Regions from separate parts of the Homo sapiens genome. Here region 2 is linked to region 1. A link is an interaction called in ENCODE POLR2A ChIA-PET data of the cell type or tissue named here. Cell type or tissue: endothelial cell of umbilical vein. All regions are shown on one strand. Links, peaks and the distances in the headings refer to the core of each region. The heading gives the core; the rest is flanking DNA.

What was found. ChIA-PET counts read pairs that join two places held together with the same protein. Peaks named below come from ENCODE experiments on the same cell type or tissue, not always from the same donor. Only the 100,000 strongest peaks of a DNase experiment are listed, where the experiment ranks them.
Region 2: POLR2A ChIA-PET joins it to region 1 with 5 read pairs; 2 of 35 experiments call an interaction of 5 or more read pairs at or near these places.

The regions. Positions count from the first base shown.
Region 1 is chr1:64,472,792-64,481,201 of GRCh38, forward strand. All of the region lies in intron 1 of CACHD1 (cache domain containing 1), which reads left to right. Among named protein-coding and RNA genes, the nearest start is that of CACHD1, 6.9 kb to the left of the region's middle. RefSeq lists enhancers at 1-252, 253-1,038. In endothelial cell of umbilical vein, for the core only: no CTCF peak of the experiment used is centred there; DNase peaks (open chromatin) are centred at 3,860 and 6,160; H3K27ac peaks cover 1,584 bases.
Region 2 is chr1:64,658,522-64,666,750 of GRCh38, forward strand. It overlaps CACHD1 (cache domain containing 1), which reads left to right. Exons shown (of 27, transcript NM_020925.4): 13 at 184-352; 14 at 5,174-5,316; 15 at 5,977-6,158; 16 at 7,536-7,646. Among named protein-coding and RNA genes, the nearest start is that of RAVER2, 82 kb to the right of the region's middle. RefSeq lists a silencer at 5,237-5,412. In endothelial cell of umbilical vein, for the core only: no CTCF peak of the experiment used is centred there; no DNase peak of the experiment used is centred there.

The sequences.
Region 1 (8,410 bases), core at 334-8,333:
GTAGGCACTTGCCACCTTCACTCCATCCCTAGGGCTGGACAAGAAATCTTAGGATTCCCCCCTATCCCGCCCCCCCACGCCTTTTCCTTGTAAGCTAAGGACTTGCTTTTTCTAAGATGCTGACAGCCATTTTACTGTTTCTCACCCAGTCCTTGACAAAAGGTGAAATTGGATCCCAACACATTGTCATTCAGGTAGGGATCCTAAGCAAATGTAGTTTTAAAAGGCTGCCCTGTTGAAAAAGACACTTCGAAAAAAAGCTCTGATCGGTGGGGGGTTTGTGCCCAAATGGTCCTTTATCTCCTCCCAACTGGCCTCTTTCTAACACCTTTGCAACCTCATTGTGGAAACGGACCTCCTGTGGACAGGGTTTTGTCTGGCAAAATGTGAAGTGGCTTCTCTCCTTTTTTGAAAGGAGACACACATACTGTATTTAAATTCTGCTTCTTGAGCTGTACATTGATCTGCCACTTGCTTCTAACTGGGAAAATTGCAGAAAGTGTCTCTTTTTAATTTAGTTAGACTGGTCGGAAAAAAAAAAGTCGAATGCAGGTTAGATTTTTGGCCTTAGAACAAAGATTTTGAGCCCCACATTCTCATCTGTAAACCTTTGGGATTTGTTCAGTGGGTCTGAAATTATGTGGGTTTAGTTACCTAAAGTGTAGGTTATATAGCCCTCCCTGCAGCATGATGGATTTTATAGAGGTGGAGCTAATCTGTTTTTCAGAGGTAAGCCTCACATAGGCTTTAAGGTGTGACTTCCTACGAAGATGGTCAGGGTGGGGGTGGAGAGGGGGATAGTTGTGTCTCTTTGGAAAAGAATGTCTTCCCTTGCTTAAGGGATTGACTCCTTTCATTTGACCTTGGCATTTTGAGCATAGTACAGGCCTTTCAGGACACCATCTCACTTTATGAGAAACATTCTATAGGCCTCTTTATATGTAAAAAGCCAATGTTCAGACTTTTATATTGCTTCTGCTGCTGAAATTCTCGAAAGACGATTTTAAAGTTTGAGAAATTATAAAGTAGCCCTCAAACCAGGCCTGTTGTTTTGCAGCATTTCAAGTGGCAGCACTTACTGCTTATAAGGAGTTGCAAGGGGGTAATTTTACAAAAACAAAAACCTAGGCTTCTTTTAGCACTATAGTTTCCCATGACGTAGTTTTCGCACTTGCTGATAGAGAAGACAGTTTGAAAAGCGTCTACCTTGAAGATTTTCTTGGAAAATTCTCCAGTGGGGGCTGCCTACTCATGATTTTTGTTGTTCCTTTTTAATAATGGACAAAATATATTTTAAAAAATCTTTAAATAAGTTGTGCCAACCAATTTTGCCAGTACTCTGGGAAAGCTGTCACTGAATACTGTTCCCCTGACAGCAGACATCATACATCATGGATAAAAGTCAAAAACCTAATCATCATCTCCTCATGGGTCTGGTGCAGAGGAGCCATGGTGGCATTGAGGTCTGGGAGCAGTAAGTGGCTGTGTCCAGGGAGACGGGTTTTTGCCTATTTATTCATGCAACAAGTTTTTATCAAGCAGCATCGTGGAGTGGAAAGAGCCCCACATTGGGTAGGTAGAGACCTGGATTCCAGCTCTGCCATTTGCAAGTTGGGTGATTTTATCTGTAAAATTGAGGATGGTGATTCTTCCTCAAGATTTGCTCTGTGGACTTAAAGGAAATAGTGCATGTAAAGGCATCTGTTAATGTTAAGCCAGGGCTGAGAAATATTGATGGATGTGGTTGTTCTCAAATGGAGAAATGATTATTGGAAGCTTACTGAGCATGGAGCTCTATGCTGGGTATTCAGGGGATTTTACAAGGACGTATTCCAGCACAACTCCTTAAGGAGTTTACATTCTCGAGGAGGAGATAAGATTGCACAGGTAAACCAGCTAAGTAACAATGCCTGCTTGTTAGAAGGCATATCTGGCTCTGGGAGCCATTTCGCCAGGCACTTATAAGGCCCATTTAACATTATAGGACAGTACAGGCTTCCTAACAGCAAGGGCCTGGCACAAGGCCAGTGTGCCTGCCTTAAAGTTAGCCCAACTCTGCTGGGCTGGGCACACTTACTATGAACTTGGCAGACAGACCAGCAGGTTGGTCAGACAGCTGCTGGATGAGGCCTGGGAGGGAGGGAGGAGCAGGGTTTCTTCCAGTCAGGGCAGAAGAAATACCAGAAGCAAGAACTGGAGCTTCAACTCCAATTGAAGAAAAAGCAGCAGCTAGAACAGAGGCATGTTCAGGAACTGAAGGACTCAGCTGGGGCAGAAGTGTCAAAGATATAAAGCAATGTTGTAAATACTGACTACAGCTGGAATTAAAGAGCAACGCTTCTTTGTATGCAGTAAAACAACAATGCACTAAATTCCTTCCTTTTTTTTTTTTTTTTTTTCTTAAGAGACAGGATCTTTGCTCTGTCACCTAGGCTGGAGTGCAGTGATGTGATCATAGTTCACTGTAACCTCAAACTCCTGGGCTCAAGCAGTCCTCTTGAGTAGCTGAGACTACACACACATACCATCACACCCTGCTAATTTTGTAATTTTTTGTAGGGATGGAGTCTCACTCTGTTGGCCAGGCTGGTCTTGAACTCCTGGCCTCAAGTGATCCTCCCACCTTGGCTTCCCAAAGTTCTGGAATTACAGATGTGAGCTACTGTGCCTGTCCTGCATTATTCATTTTCGCATATATCCAACAAAATTTTGGGGAGCTTCTGCTCTATGAAGGGTCTTGGGTTAGATTTTATTTATTTATTTTTTATATTTTGAGATGGAGTCTTGCTCAGTCACCCAGGCTGGAGTGCAGTGGCGTGATCTCTGCTCACTGCAACCTCTGCCTACCGGGTTCACGCCATTCTCCTGCCTCAGCCTCCTGAGTAGCTGGGTCTACAGACGCCTGCCACGACACCCGGCTAATTTTTTTTGTATTTTTAGTAGAGACGGGGTTTCACCATGTTAGCCAGGATGGTCTCGATTTCCTGACCTCGTGATCCACCCGCCTCGGCCTCCCAAAGTGGGGTTAGATTAAACTGGCAATCACAGGTGACTAAAGCCTAGTCCATGCCCTTAATCTGTCAACTAATGATGGAAATAGACACAAAAAGAGGCATTATGATACAGGTGGTTAGCGAGAGACATAGAGGCATTACACTGCAGTAGGTTAGTGCAGTGGTAGAGAGAGAAACAGGATATTATGGGAGCATAGAGGAGCCTTGCCCAAGCCCCTCTGGTGAAGTCAAGGAAGTTAGCTACTTCTCCATTGTCCTTTTCAGTGAAATGTCCACACACACAGGCCAGTCCTGAAGGAAGCAGCAGCAGCAGCAGCAGCAGCAGCAGCTTCACACATGAAGGGTAGCCAAATCAGTAGTTCATTAGATGTTTCTGATTCCTTTGGTGGCACTGGACAAGGTAGCTCGTGTATCTTGAACACCTGAACAGGACTCTGACTCCTGTGCCCCTTCATATGGCTCCCATGTCTCATTTCTTTGGCCATTATCCTAGAGCTTCTGTGGTTATTGGACATAAATATCTTGCTGGCTCTATTATAACTGCAAGCTGATTTGCAGTCATGTTTGGTAAGATGTGTAATTTCCTCTAAATCACATGCATCATAACAGGACAGGGCTGGTTTAGAATGATTTGAATGTGTAATTACGCAATATAGAATATTTTCGAAGGAAAAATCACCTGTATATGCAAATAATGTGATTTGATTCTACGCCTTGTGTACCATATAAGCCTTAGTGGAAAAACTGCTGTGTTGCTTTCTTTTGAAAATGGATATTTAGAATAGAAGAAAACTGTCCATTGACGGATGACTCTGAGTTGAACTTGTCAGGAATGAGCCCAAGAAAAAGCATGTTGAATGACTTCTGATAAACTGTCTCTGTTGTGCTTAGCACTTCCTGGACTTCCTTCTCACTAATGCCTATCTTTGCTGGCCTTATTCCTTGTGCTTATTATGTTTTTCCTGCCAATAGTACTTGAGTCTGGAAGGGCTTGGGGGAGGGAGAGGAGATGGTTTTACACTTAGTAACATGTTGCTGCTATTTCTGGTTGCTGCTTGAGGAGTTCCTTCCTTGAGCTTAAGTGGATGAGCAGGCAGGAACCTTGCAGAACTCTGGAATTTTGGTATTAGATGGAGTGGGATTTATTTTAGATATGCTTGGACCTTGGAGTAAGAATTTATTGAAAGTCAAAATATGAAGGGACAACAGGGACAAGAATTTTGACTCAGCCAGTTAGTTATTAACTGTGTAACTTCTGTCATGTTATTAAATCACTCTGAACTTTAGTGTCTTTGTATTTCATGTAGCTAATGGGAGTAAATATATTTTAAAGGATAACCAAGTGTCTAGCTCAGGGCCTAAGGTAGGAGCAGTCAATAAACAGAAATGTAAATATGAGAGCAGTTCATTTAGTGCCAGGGCACAGAACCGGGAAGGTGGTAAACATGTAGCTCCTAAGCCTGAATGAAACTGAAATCTAATTTGTAGACCTGCAGATTTCAATATGGTCAATCCTCTGCCCCCAGGTTTTTAAGATATGGTTCACGGACCTTTGGATGTGGTGCAAAGCCATGCTTGGGGCTTTCTGAAGAAAATGCTAGACCTGGCTAGTCATAGTTATTTCTTTAGTTTTAAACTACAAAGATTTAAAAACATATACAAAAGTAAATAAAATAGCATATGAATATCCACATACCTCTCACCCAGCTTAGACAGTTATTAATTGATGGTCAGGCTGGTTTCATCTCTACCTCTGCCTCCACTTGCTCTTCCCCCCAGATTATTATTATTATTATTATTATTATTATTATTATTATTATTTTATTTTATTTTTTTTTTTGAGACGGAGTCTCGCTCTGTCGCCCAGGCCGGACTGCGGACTGCAGTGGCACAATTTCGGCTCACTGCAAGCTCTGCTTCCCGGGTTCATGCCATTCTCCTGCCTCAGCCTCCCGAGTAGCTGGGACTACAGGCGCCTGCCACCGCGCCCGGCTAATTTTTTGTATTTTTAGTAGAGACGGGGTTTCACCTTGTTAGCCAGGATGGTCTCGATCTCCTGACCTCGTGATCCACCCGCCTCGGCCTCCCAAAGTGCTGGGATTACAGGCGTGAGCCACCGCGCCCGGCCCCCCCAGATTATTTTGAAGCAAATTCCAAATATCACATAATTTCATCTATGACATGTTTATTGTATCCTTATTTAATTTCTATATTTGTAATGTTTTATAATATGTATAATATATTGGTACACTAGTATATAAAATTTACAATTCACAAATAAATATAAATATTTTGGAGGTTGTTTAGGCTACATTTTTTAACAATGATGTGCCTGAATAAAACCATTGGTGACTCTCCTAGATTTTTACAAATTAGTTAATACCTTTGCCCAGCAAATTCCCCAGCCTTCCAGTTGTAATGCCAAGCTTCTTTGGGGAAGCTCCTCTGGGTCTGTCCCTAATTGTGCTGTCTGGCCCTTGATTTCATGCCTGGCTTTCTCCACAAGACTGGGAGGGTCCTTGTTTTTCTTAAAGGCTGGCATATAGTCTAGGCACACACATTGGACTACTGCAATATGAACTGCATCTACTGCTTGTCCCTGTTCTCTCCCCCTTCCAGAAGAGACAAGAGTCAGAAAAGGACTAAGCGAGATAGCTGTAACTGGGAGAGAAGAGAGGCAGATTGAAGAGGAAGAGCTGGACTAATATATAATGTCTTCTGATCAGTCTGTCAGCAAATATTCACTGGATTCCTTATTGCAGGGAGGCTGAGAGTGATACAGGACATCCAGTGCCTCCCCCTAAGACCCCAGAGCTCTGTCCTATCCAGAGAGGCTAAACCAACTTGGATGGCTCAAGACAATATAGAAATAAACGCTAAAATATGGGATCTAGAGTACACCCAGGGTTGCTATATCGAATTCATGTTTCTAGAGGTCAGTTCAACACAATGAATGAAGTGGACCAGGTGTAGGTAAGCAGGGAGTGGTGCTGGATGTTGCAAGCTGGAGGACATGTGCCAAGGGTGAAGGGGGGCAGGACCACTCAGTTACTCTGTTGCCCAGTAGCCATGTGGGTCCAATGTTGTCACATGACTTTGTTTTTTATGAGAAGCTGGGTGTCTGTTTTTTCCATAAAATATCTTTAAATTTTTGGCAACTAATTCAGTTTAAAAAAAAAAAAAAAGAAAAACACACTATGTGGGCCAAACCAAACATGTCTGCAGGCTGGATAGGGCCAAAGGCCACCAATTTGCAGTGTCTGGGTTAGAATTATTCAGCGGGTTACAAAAAGAAAATGCAGTGCTTGTGTGCAGGTTATGGGGAAGCCAATTTCTTTGTGATACAAAGGAGAACTTTCTGATAGAAGAGTTCTAGAATGGATTGCTTTGAGATATGAGCTTGTCATCATAATGACTTCAACACAGATGAATGTTTACTTGGTGCCAGGCACTATGTTAGGTTTGAGATACCTACCCATCAGTTAATTTCTGATGTAATGAATGTTATGAGAGGAGGTTCAGGATGCTTGGAGAAAGTGTCAGGGATGTTAACCTATTTAAGGGCACAGAGGGATTCTGGCAGGCCTCCCTAAGAAAGTGGAATGAATTAGGAGTTGGTTAGTGAAAGAGTGGACCTCCCAGAAGGCTCCTTTTTGAGGAAAAGCATAGCACCTTTGATGAGTGGAAAGATGGCATTATGGTTTTGGAGTTTAGAGAACTAGTGGGAAGAAAGGGCATAAATAGAGGTGGGAGAAATAGGCAGAGGTCAAGCTGGGGGCTGTTTCTTGGATCCTTCATGTCAGTAAAGACTTGTTCTGCGGGCAGCAGAACACTCAACTCACACTGGCAAGAAAGGAAGCTACCACCCTATGCGGTTGAAGTGTCTGGGGTAGATCTTTGGGCAGGACTGGATTGGGGCTCAAAGCATGTGGCCAGTATGCTGTTTTTCTCCCTTTGCTTGCCTACTTCTTAAATAGGTTCTCCCCTCTATTTCAATATGGCTGGCAGTAGCTTATCAGTGTTTGAGTTGGGAACTAGCTGCTGCTTGTGCCCAAGTTCCTTGTATTTGGAGGTGGTGTGCTCTGAGGAGAAGAAACAAAAATCTGGAGAAAGCTTAGAACCTAGAAAACTCAGCCAAAGTGACTTCAGACTCAGACACTTCAGCAGTCACCAGTTGCCAAGGCCTGCTACATTTCTGGATTCTGCCTCCCCAAGTCCAGTTGGAGCCTGCAAGGTGGACTCCCTGCTTCTGCTCCAAAGACAGGCTGGCTGCCCAGTGTGGTCCCTCCTGTGGAGTTGTGCAAATCCAGGCTTATCAGGCCTGCCATTTCTCCCTGACCTCTCAGATCTACAGATCACTGGCTGCTATGAGAACAGGGATGGACCAGAGAGACAGTCAAATCTGCCCTGCTTGTTTTACAAATGTTCATTTTACAGAAACTGAGGCCCAGCGAGGAAGTGGCTCTCTGGAGAGCACACCAGTAGTAAGTGACAGATTCAGAACTCATGTTTTGGTTTTAGACTCTTGTTTTTTGACCCTTTTCGTGATATTATACTGTGGGGGCCCCTTTTTTTTCCGCATTTTTCTCTTAGAATGAAAAAGAAAACTTGACATAGTAGTATACATTCCTCTTTTGAAAAGAAAGTTTGGCTTAATGATTTAATGGCTGTAAACTTAAAGCTGATGGTCTCATTTGACAGCTGACTAGATTTTTAAGTTGTTAAATACCTAGAAGTCAGTGAGCCAGTGAAGAAAGTTAAAAAATTCTTAGACTTACTAGAATGTTGTTAGATTTTTTTTTTAAGTGCAAAGGTAAGTGGTCAATAACTATCATTGCGAACCAGTACCATCCAAACAATTTTTATTTTTTTATTTTTTTTTTTACTGAAAAGGTAAGTTATTTAAAAATACTTTAGAGGAGGAATGACTTTGTTTTGTGTTTGTTTATGTAAAAGCCACAGAAGAAAATTCCACCTGTAATTTTCAGGTAAAGTTCTATTTTGAAATTGGATTTTATGACCTACATCTCTCTCCCTAGTCATTAAGGGGATATGAAGTTGTTTCTTTCTCTCTCTCTCCCTTTTTTTTTTTTTGGGTGAAAATTGCAGTAGGATTACTACTTTGGAGGAATCATTCATTTAATTTGATGATGGAACAAACTAAATGTCATTTAAATGTTTCTTTACCTTGCCCTCTTTTTTTCTGAGTTCAAAGGTAGCTTTCTCTACTTCAGATTTGCACAGTCAAATGATTTCAGAGTTAATTACAGTTTGAAAAGTTCCAACACCTAAACACCAGAGTGGGGAATGTAAAAAGTAGCTTATGGTCCATATTTCTCTGGATATAGTATGCTTTATTGTAATTGTAGAGTGGAAGCCAGGGGAGTAAATTCTTA
Region 2 (8,229 bases), core at 1-8,000, 190 kb after region 1:
AAATACAAAATTAGATACCTTCTATCACCCTATCCTCATGTCTTCATTCATTCATCCCATATTTAATGAATACCTTCCACGTGAAGATAGAAGGTAGAGGCAGTAGAAAATAATGTATGCAAAGTCCCTGTCCCCATGGAACCCTCATTTTCTAGGTCAGAAATTCTTTATTGATTTTTACAGGTACAAGACACTTCCTTTATTCTGTGTATTGTGGTGATACAACCAGAAATACCTGTGAAACAACTGAAGAACCTCAACACTGTTCCCAGCAGCAAGCTGCTGTACCACCGGCTGGATCTCCTTGGCCAGCCCAGTGCTTGCCTCCACTTCAAACAGCTGGCAACCCTAGGTAAAGCCCTTACACTTCCTTCACATTCTTACTCTTAGCAGCTCACTGTAAATATCCTTTTGAATACCATCCACCCCACCCCTCCAAAAAAGATACTGAATGCCTGCAGAGTCAGCTGGTTTGGGGATACAAATATGAAAACGATTTGAAGCCTGGCCTCAAATCAGATCGTCTAGCAGACTCTGAGACAAGGTTTCGTGTGCTCGCGATTTATATAGGATGGGCTTTGAGAAACCAGTGAAGAAGTGAGAAAAACAGGACAAGGAAGGCAAAAAAGACAAGTTTGATGTTGAGTGAAGTTTTAAGTTCAGCCTGGTCTTCTAGGGGGTCTCTGGAGTGTAAATTACACCAATAGAGTTTGCCCAGACTCTAAAGAGAGCTCAACTTTCACATTTCTTAGTCACTTTCAACTTTCTTCTAGTGCTAGGTACAGAGTTTTCAGTAGCCCTAAGTCCATAGAGAGAGGCACAGATACAGCCCATTAAAGGTAAACATGTAAGTATGGGGATATTGAGGTGGGGTGGGGTAGAATAACAGTAAAAGGCCTCCAAAGGAATCTATGTAGCATATCAGCAGTAATCTACCACAGATTCCTATCTTCAAAAGGGCTTAGGAATTCGAAGATAATTCAAAGGAAGCAAAAAGGAATTTACATTTATTACGTACCAGATGTTTTTTATTTTTCACCTGAGTTGACATGTGATTGATTTGGGTTTACCAAAGATAATTTTCCCCCAGATAACATAAAATATAGCAAAGCTGAGATTTGACCCATGCACCTCTGCTCTGCCATGTGCCAGACACATACTAGGCATTCGTGGTCTATGTTGTCACCAAACCACAGTATACTGACAGTACAGTAAAACAGGTATTCTCTTTTTCACTGTTGAAAAGACTTAGGGTTCAAAGCAGTTAATAACGAAGAATCATCACACAACTGGCCAACTGAGAAGAAGGGGAACAGATGGGAATAAAATCAAGGCTAGAAGTCTGCAGTCTCTAGATTCCAAATGATAGCACTCGTGTTTGTGTTCCTCTCTTAAATTCCATCCTCGAGAGTTCTGCCTGGACATGAGATCAGAAGAGCAGGCTGGACTAAGTGGTCTCTTCTGGGATACCTCCCAGCAGTGTTGACAATTTGGATAGAGCCAGTGATGTTGATCCAAGAAGGCAGGATTTTATATTTCTTTGTTTTGATTTGGTCTTTGGGGTTTTGTTTGTTTTTATACAAAAAAGTATGTTTAAAAATTTCATATTTTTAAGAAATGCTTTACTGAAACACTGATGTGTAGAAGCCTCTTTTAAGTTCTGTGTGAGCAAGCTACTGCTGGTGAAAATTAGGTCACTGTTTTGAAATTTGAGACAATAAATTACAATAGTTTTCTTGATGAAAAAGAAGCTCAAGCCTAGATTTTTTATTTCCTTTGCATATCTCCCATAGCTACAGTTTCCAATATGGCAGCCACTAGCCACGTGTAGCTATTGGGCACTTTAAATATGGCTCATCCAAATTGAGGTGTATGGTAAGTGTGAAGTTCATACTTAATTTTTATATTGATAACATGTTAAAATTATAATGCTATTGTGGATATACTGGATTCCATAAGCATATTATAAAAATTACTTTAATACTACTTTTTGCTTTGCTTTTTTTTTTTTATTTATTTTTACTTTGACAGGGAGTTTTGCTCTTGTCACCCAGAATGGAGTACAGTGGCACGATCTTGGCTCACTGCCACCTCCGTCTCCTGGGTTCAGGTGATTCTTCTGCCTCAGCTGCCTGATTAGCTGGGATTACAGTTGCGCACCACCACGCCCGGCTAATTTTTGTATTTTTAGTAAAGATGGAGTTTCACCATGTTGGCCAGGCTGGTCTTGACTCCTGACCTCAGGTGATCCTCCCGCCTTGGCCTCCCAAAGTGCTGGGATTACAGGCGCCACTGTGCCCAGCCACTTTTTGCTTTTCTTAATGTGGCTACTGGAAAATTTTAAATTACATCTGTGGATCGCATTGCATTTCAGTTGGACAGCAAGCACTGCCTCATAGAGATTATTCAGATAATGTATGAACTTAATTATTTCATATATGATTAACAAGCAGACCATAGGCCAGTGTCTGACTTTCACTGGGAGGTCTTGGCACCCTTCCTCACCTTGATGGTAAGGCCCCAGGACAAGGTGGAGAGGTAATCAAGGGCATCTTAGTTAGGATCAGTTGGCAATGAAAATGAACCAAGGTAATTAAAATACAATAAAAAGGGAATAGGAAATATGGGAAGCAATGGCAAAGAAGTGGTTTCCATTTGATTTCAGTGATGTGGGGGTTTAGAGGCCAGGTCTTAAATATATGTCACCTGTGTTCAAGTGAGCTGATAGAAGGACATCATCTTTCTTGGTACACAAAGAGACAAAGAAAAAATTTTTAAGAGTGCATCATCTAAGGCAATTAAATATGTATATGTGTGTATAAATAAGCATGTCTACCTCCTAGACACAAAGCTTTGGGTCCTGTATCTTGATTCCTTCTGTCTCTTTGTGCTCACCCCATCTTACTGCACTAGCCTTTTCTAAAACGCCAGTCTCTGTCACTACAAAAGAGACCCCAAGCCACCTCTTCTTCTCTTTACTCCAGCCCCGTGGTGACTCTTCTGTCTCTGAAGTGGGTGCCTTTGACACTTCTTATATTATTGTGTTATTCTTACACTGTTATTTTTCTCTATTTTCCTTATTCCTTGTCACTCCAATCAGATCCTAACTTCTTTGAGTTCAGGAACTACCCTCTCTCTTTTTGGCAGGTCCTTGCATGGAGGGCCTGCAAAAGAATATATACATGAATCCACAGCATGCTGCTAGGCACCCTAACCTTTTCCAGCCTCTGGTTGTCTTTGCTTTGGTTAATTAATATAATAATAATCTCCCAGGGTAGCCAATGAAGATATCATCAGAATTAAATGAAACATAACATTATTTAATGTTTTCTGGGAATGGCAGACTAGGTAATTCTAACCCAACCTACTGAGGACAACTATTTAATAAAATTCCTGGATTGAAACGTAATCCTGGATTAAAATCTTGGAAAGCATCAGAGCTAACATGAGAGAGAGGAATTACTGGGCAAAAATCTCAGAGAAAATAAGAACCCAGAGAAGAGAGCCAACACTCAAAGCCACTTTTGCAATGCACATGTCTACCAATCCAGAAGAAACAGCTGTGAAATTAAACAGTGCTTTAAGTAGCTACTTCAGGCAAGGAAGAGAAGCAAAAATCAAATCCAGGGTCCACAAAAGGTGAAGACTCTAATAAATTTTTTACTCCCAGCCCCACATACATACATGCTTTTGGCAGAGATTCTAAAAGACTACATCTTTAGGGGAAGGCCTGAAGTTAAATCAGGCCTTGACTTGGGGTTCCTATCATCTGAGTGGTTTGGGGAACTTCAAGCATTAGCCTTTGAAATAGGATTAGTTGAAGTCATGCAGTGCTTAGGTCAGTATCCTGGCTCCTAATTGGGAACTGTTTCCAACACCCCACCTGCTACATCTTGCAGTGTGGCACCGGACAGGATGAAACAACAATCCTCTCTGGAGAAGGATCCCCCATCTTCTTAGGCCTCAAGCTATTTCTACAGATTACTTTTTAAGTGCAATGTCCAGCACAATCAGAGATCACCAGGCTACCAGGAGACAAGACATGACGTGTGAGAACTAACAAAAGGAGTAGAAGATGCCCTATGTGATTAAATGAGATAGGACACATGATCATGCTTTCTAAAGCTTTTAAAAATACTATAAGGTTGAATGGTAGAAAATCTCAAAGACGAAGATTTAGTGTTTTTGTTCTGCACTGTGATTCACTGTGAGAATTTTTATCTTAAATAGAGAACTAGGATTTTCCTGTTAGATCAGACCAATAATGAAACATGTATACATTAATTACTATATTTCTAGAAGCTTTTGTTTGTGTCAAGTTTTGCTGCCACCATCTGAGTGAATAATTTTTATTTGATTTTTGCATTGATTTCACTGTTCCATCTTTCTTTCTTAAATAGTACTACTAATATGAATAATAGTTAATACTCATTTGCTTTACAAATATTAACTCATTGAATTCTCACCGTATTTCTGTAAGATTGCTGCTATGCAAATGAGAGAAACACTACATGTATTATAACCTGCCCAACATCACACAGCCAGAAAATGGCTTTAATCCAGACTGGTTTCATGTGTGTCATAAGCTGTCCCCTCATTCCTCATAAGATATTATATGTAGATCTCAGATAGTTTGAAGAATTTCTACTCCCAGCACTTGTGTTTATTGGCGCATGTCTTTACTGGTTCATTCTTAGGACTGTAAGCTCCCTGAAGGGAGAGAATGTGGCCCTTTAGATATTAAGCCGCCGCCGGGCGCAGTGGCTCATGCCTGTAATCCCAGCACTTTGGGAGGACGAGACAGGTGGATCACGAGGTCAGGAGATCGAGACCATCCTGGCTAACACGGTGAAACCCTGTCCCTACTAAAAATACAAAAATAAGCCGGGCGTGGTGGCGGTTGCCTGTAGTCCCAGCTACTGGGGAGGCTGAGGCAGGAGAATGGCAGGAACCCAGGAGGCGGAGTTTGCAGTGATCCGAAGCCGCGCCACTTCACACCAGCCTGGGCCACAGAGCGAGACTCCATCTGAAAAAAAAAAAAAAAGAAAAAAAGGAAAAAAAAAGACATTAAGCCACCATAGCTGACAGATTGGCAGAGCCCGAGTGATGCCTTTGTTTGGGATGAGATAGAGTCTCCGCATTCTCAGGCCTGCTTTGTTTGCTTCTCTTTCAGAAAGTCCCACCATCATGCTGTCTGCTGGCAGCTTTTCCTCCCCCTATGAGCACCTCAGCCAGCCAGAGACAAAGCGCATGGTAGAGCACTACACCGCCTATCTCAGCGACAACACCCGCCTCATTGCTAACCCGGGCCTCAAAGTAAGCATTGGCGCAGAGCTCCATTTCTGGTGTCCCCCTCCACAGGCCCAGCAGGGGGTGCTGGCAGTGAACCTTTGAAGTAGGAAACCCAGCTCTGCATCTGTGCCTCTCAGCTGGAGAGCTGCAGAGTGTGTGGCCCAGGGGAGGCTGGTCAGCAGTGACTCTTCTGATGGATGAAGAAGCCCCGTGGGCCACATGGAGAATCTGTTACAGGCCTTAGAAGCACTGGGGGTTTCCAGTGATGTTAGAGGGATGTGATTTAGAGACTAGTGAAACTTTCCCAGCCCTGTCTTACCCAGAGGAAGAAGTAAAGTGCCCCTGCTGTCTCTCGAGATAAATATAAGTATAAAGTTTAAGGAACAAAGCTTTAGGGTTAGTGTGTATATATGTGTATATTAATGACTCGCTATAGGATTTTTCTTCTTAAACTCAGAAAGCCTAGGTAGGGTGAACAATTGAGTGATCACGCATCTGCTGACTGTATTTCTGCAAGCTTTTATTTTCACCAAGTTTGGTTGCATCCATCTGCTGTGGAAAGATTTTTAAAAAGTAATTCGGCTTGGCTTCTCTGCAACAGAGCTTTGGGAACACTGCCAGCAGCCCACTCTCTTTTCATGTGAGTTTTAAAGGATCCCTGCTATGTCTTCCTTTGTTTCCCAGTTCTCTGTCAGAAATGAAGTAATGGCTACCAGCCACGTCACAGATGAATGGATGACACAAATGGAAATGAGTAGCCTGAACACTTACATTGTCCGCCGTTACATAGCAACACCCAATGGCGTCCTCAGAATTTATCCTGGTTCCCTCATGGACAAAGCATTTGATCCCACTAGGAGACAATGGTGAGTTTTAGGGGCTTCCGTTATCAAAGGTTCTCCCCCAAATCCTGGAGAGACATGGTAAGTACATACAATAAAGCAACTTCAGGGCATTAAACTAAAGAAGATACTTTCATGGTGGTGAAAAATGTTCCTGAATAGTTTTTTCAGTGCAGCATTAACAACAGCTTTGTGGGGTTTTTTCTATCTAAAATGTTTTTATCTCATTGAAATTTTGAGCCTGAAATTCTTTATGCTTGGCAATTTTAATTCCTAGTGGTTTGTTTGATTCCTACCTTATGCAAAATGTGTCCCTACTGGATAGACTTCATTTTACTACACATGATTATGGAATCAAGTTACAGCTTATGTATGACCTGTGAAAAATGAACACACAAATTCAAAAACATTCTTTTACTTCTAGGCTTTTTTTTTACTTTAATTTTCAAAAGCAAGAGCTAACAATGTGCTATAGCATAGCAGGGGAGTCAACTGGACATAAGAACAGAAAATCTACCTAGCCTCTAAAACATCTCTACCTGTAACCCTAGCACTTTGGGAGGCCAAGGCAGGTGGATTGCTCGAGCCTAGGAGTTCAAGACCAGCCTGGGTAACATAGTGAAACCCCATCTCTACAAAAAAAAAAATACAAAAATTAGTTGGGTGTGGTGGTACACACCTGTAGTCCCAGCTACTCAGGAGGCTGAGGTGGGAGAATTGCTTACGCCTAGGAGTTTGAGGCTTCAGTGAGCCAAGATCACACCACTGCACTCCAGCCTGGGCGATAGAATGAGACCCTGTCAAAAAACAAAACAAAAAAACAAAAAAAACAACTATACTACATATCTTAGTAAATGCCCAGATATATACTGAGTTCAATGTCTCTTTTTAAAGTAAGAAGGAATTTCAGATTCTCTTTACTACTTGTGTTGATGCTACAGTCAGATACAAAAGATGAGAATCCTTTTGCATTTCAGTGTAACACAAACAAAATTCATCCTAAATATTTTTAGACTTATAAGCTCACTTTTCTTTGAAATTTACAGAGTAGAGGTGCATACTTAAAAATAACATGACTTGGCCGGGTGCGGTGACTCACACTTGTAATCTCAGCACTTTGGGAGGCTGAGGTGGGCGGATCACGAGGTCAGGAGATCGAGACCACGGTGAAACCCCGTCTCTACTAAAAATACAAAAAATTAGCTAGGCATGATGGCGGGTGCCTGTAGTCCCAGCTACTTGGAGAGGCTGAGGCAGGAGAATGGCGTGAACCCAGGAGGCGGAGCTTGCAGTGAGCTGAGATCGCACCACTGCACTCCAGCCTGGGCGACAGAGCAAGACTCCATCTCAAAAAAAATAAATAAAAAATAAAATAACATGACTTTCTTTGGTCTCCATTAGGTATCTCCATGCAGTAGCTAATCCAGGGTTGATTTCTTTGACTGGTCCTTACTTAGATGTTGGAGGAGCTGGTTATGTTGTGACAATCAGTCACACAATTCATTCATCCAGGTAATATTTTAACTAACTTTATAGTCATTTCTTAAATATATCAAGGATATTTTGGAAATCTGAATAGAAGAGTACGCGCACCAAGGCTTAGAGGCAGAAGCATGACCTTTAAAGTGAGGCCAGCTGGGATTTGAACATCTTCTCTTTCTGTCACCTTCAATTCCGTAGCTTTCTCCTGCCGTCTATAAAATGGGAATGATACCTACCTCACATGGTTGTCATGTAAACTGAGTCAGTGAAAGGCTGTTAGCCCTGTTCTTGGCAGCCATGATGATGTTTATGAAAAAGAAAAGATGTTGGAGTCTAAAGAGCAGTTTGAAGAAATATCCACTTTAAACTGATGAAAGAAATATCAATAGGAGCCTGACAATTATGATTGCCAGAGAGTGTTTCCCAAGAAAAGGAGGATTGTTAATGAAGAAAAACGGGGTGGGTTCATTGGCTCACACTTGTAATCCCAGCACCTTGAGAGGCTGAGATGGGCGGATCACTTGAGACCAGGAGTTCCGGACCAGCCTGAGCAACATAGCGAGACCCTGGCTCTACAAAAATAAAATAATTAATCAGGCATGATGGGGCACAC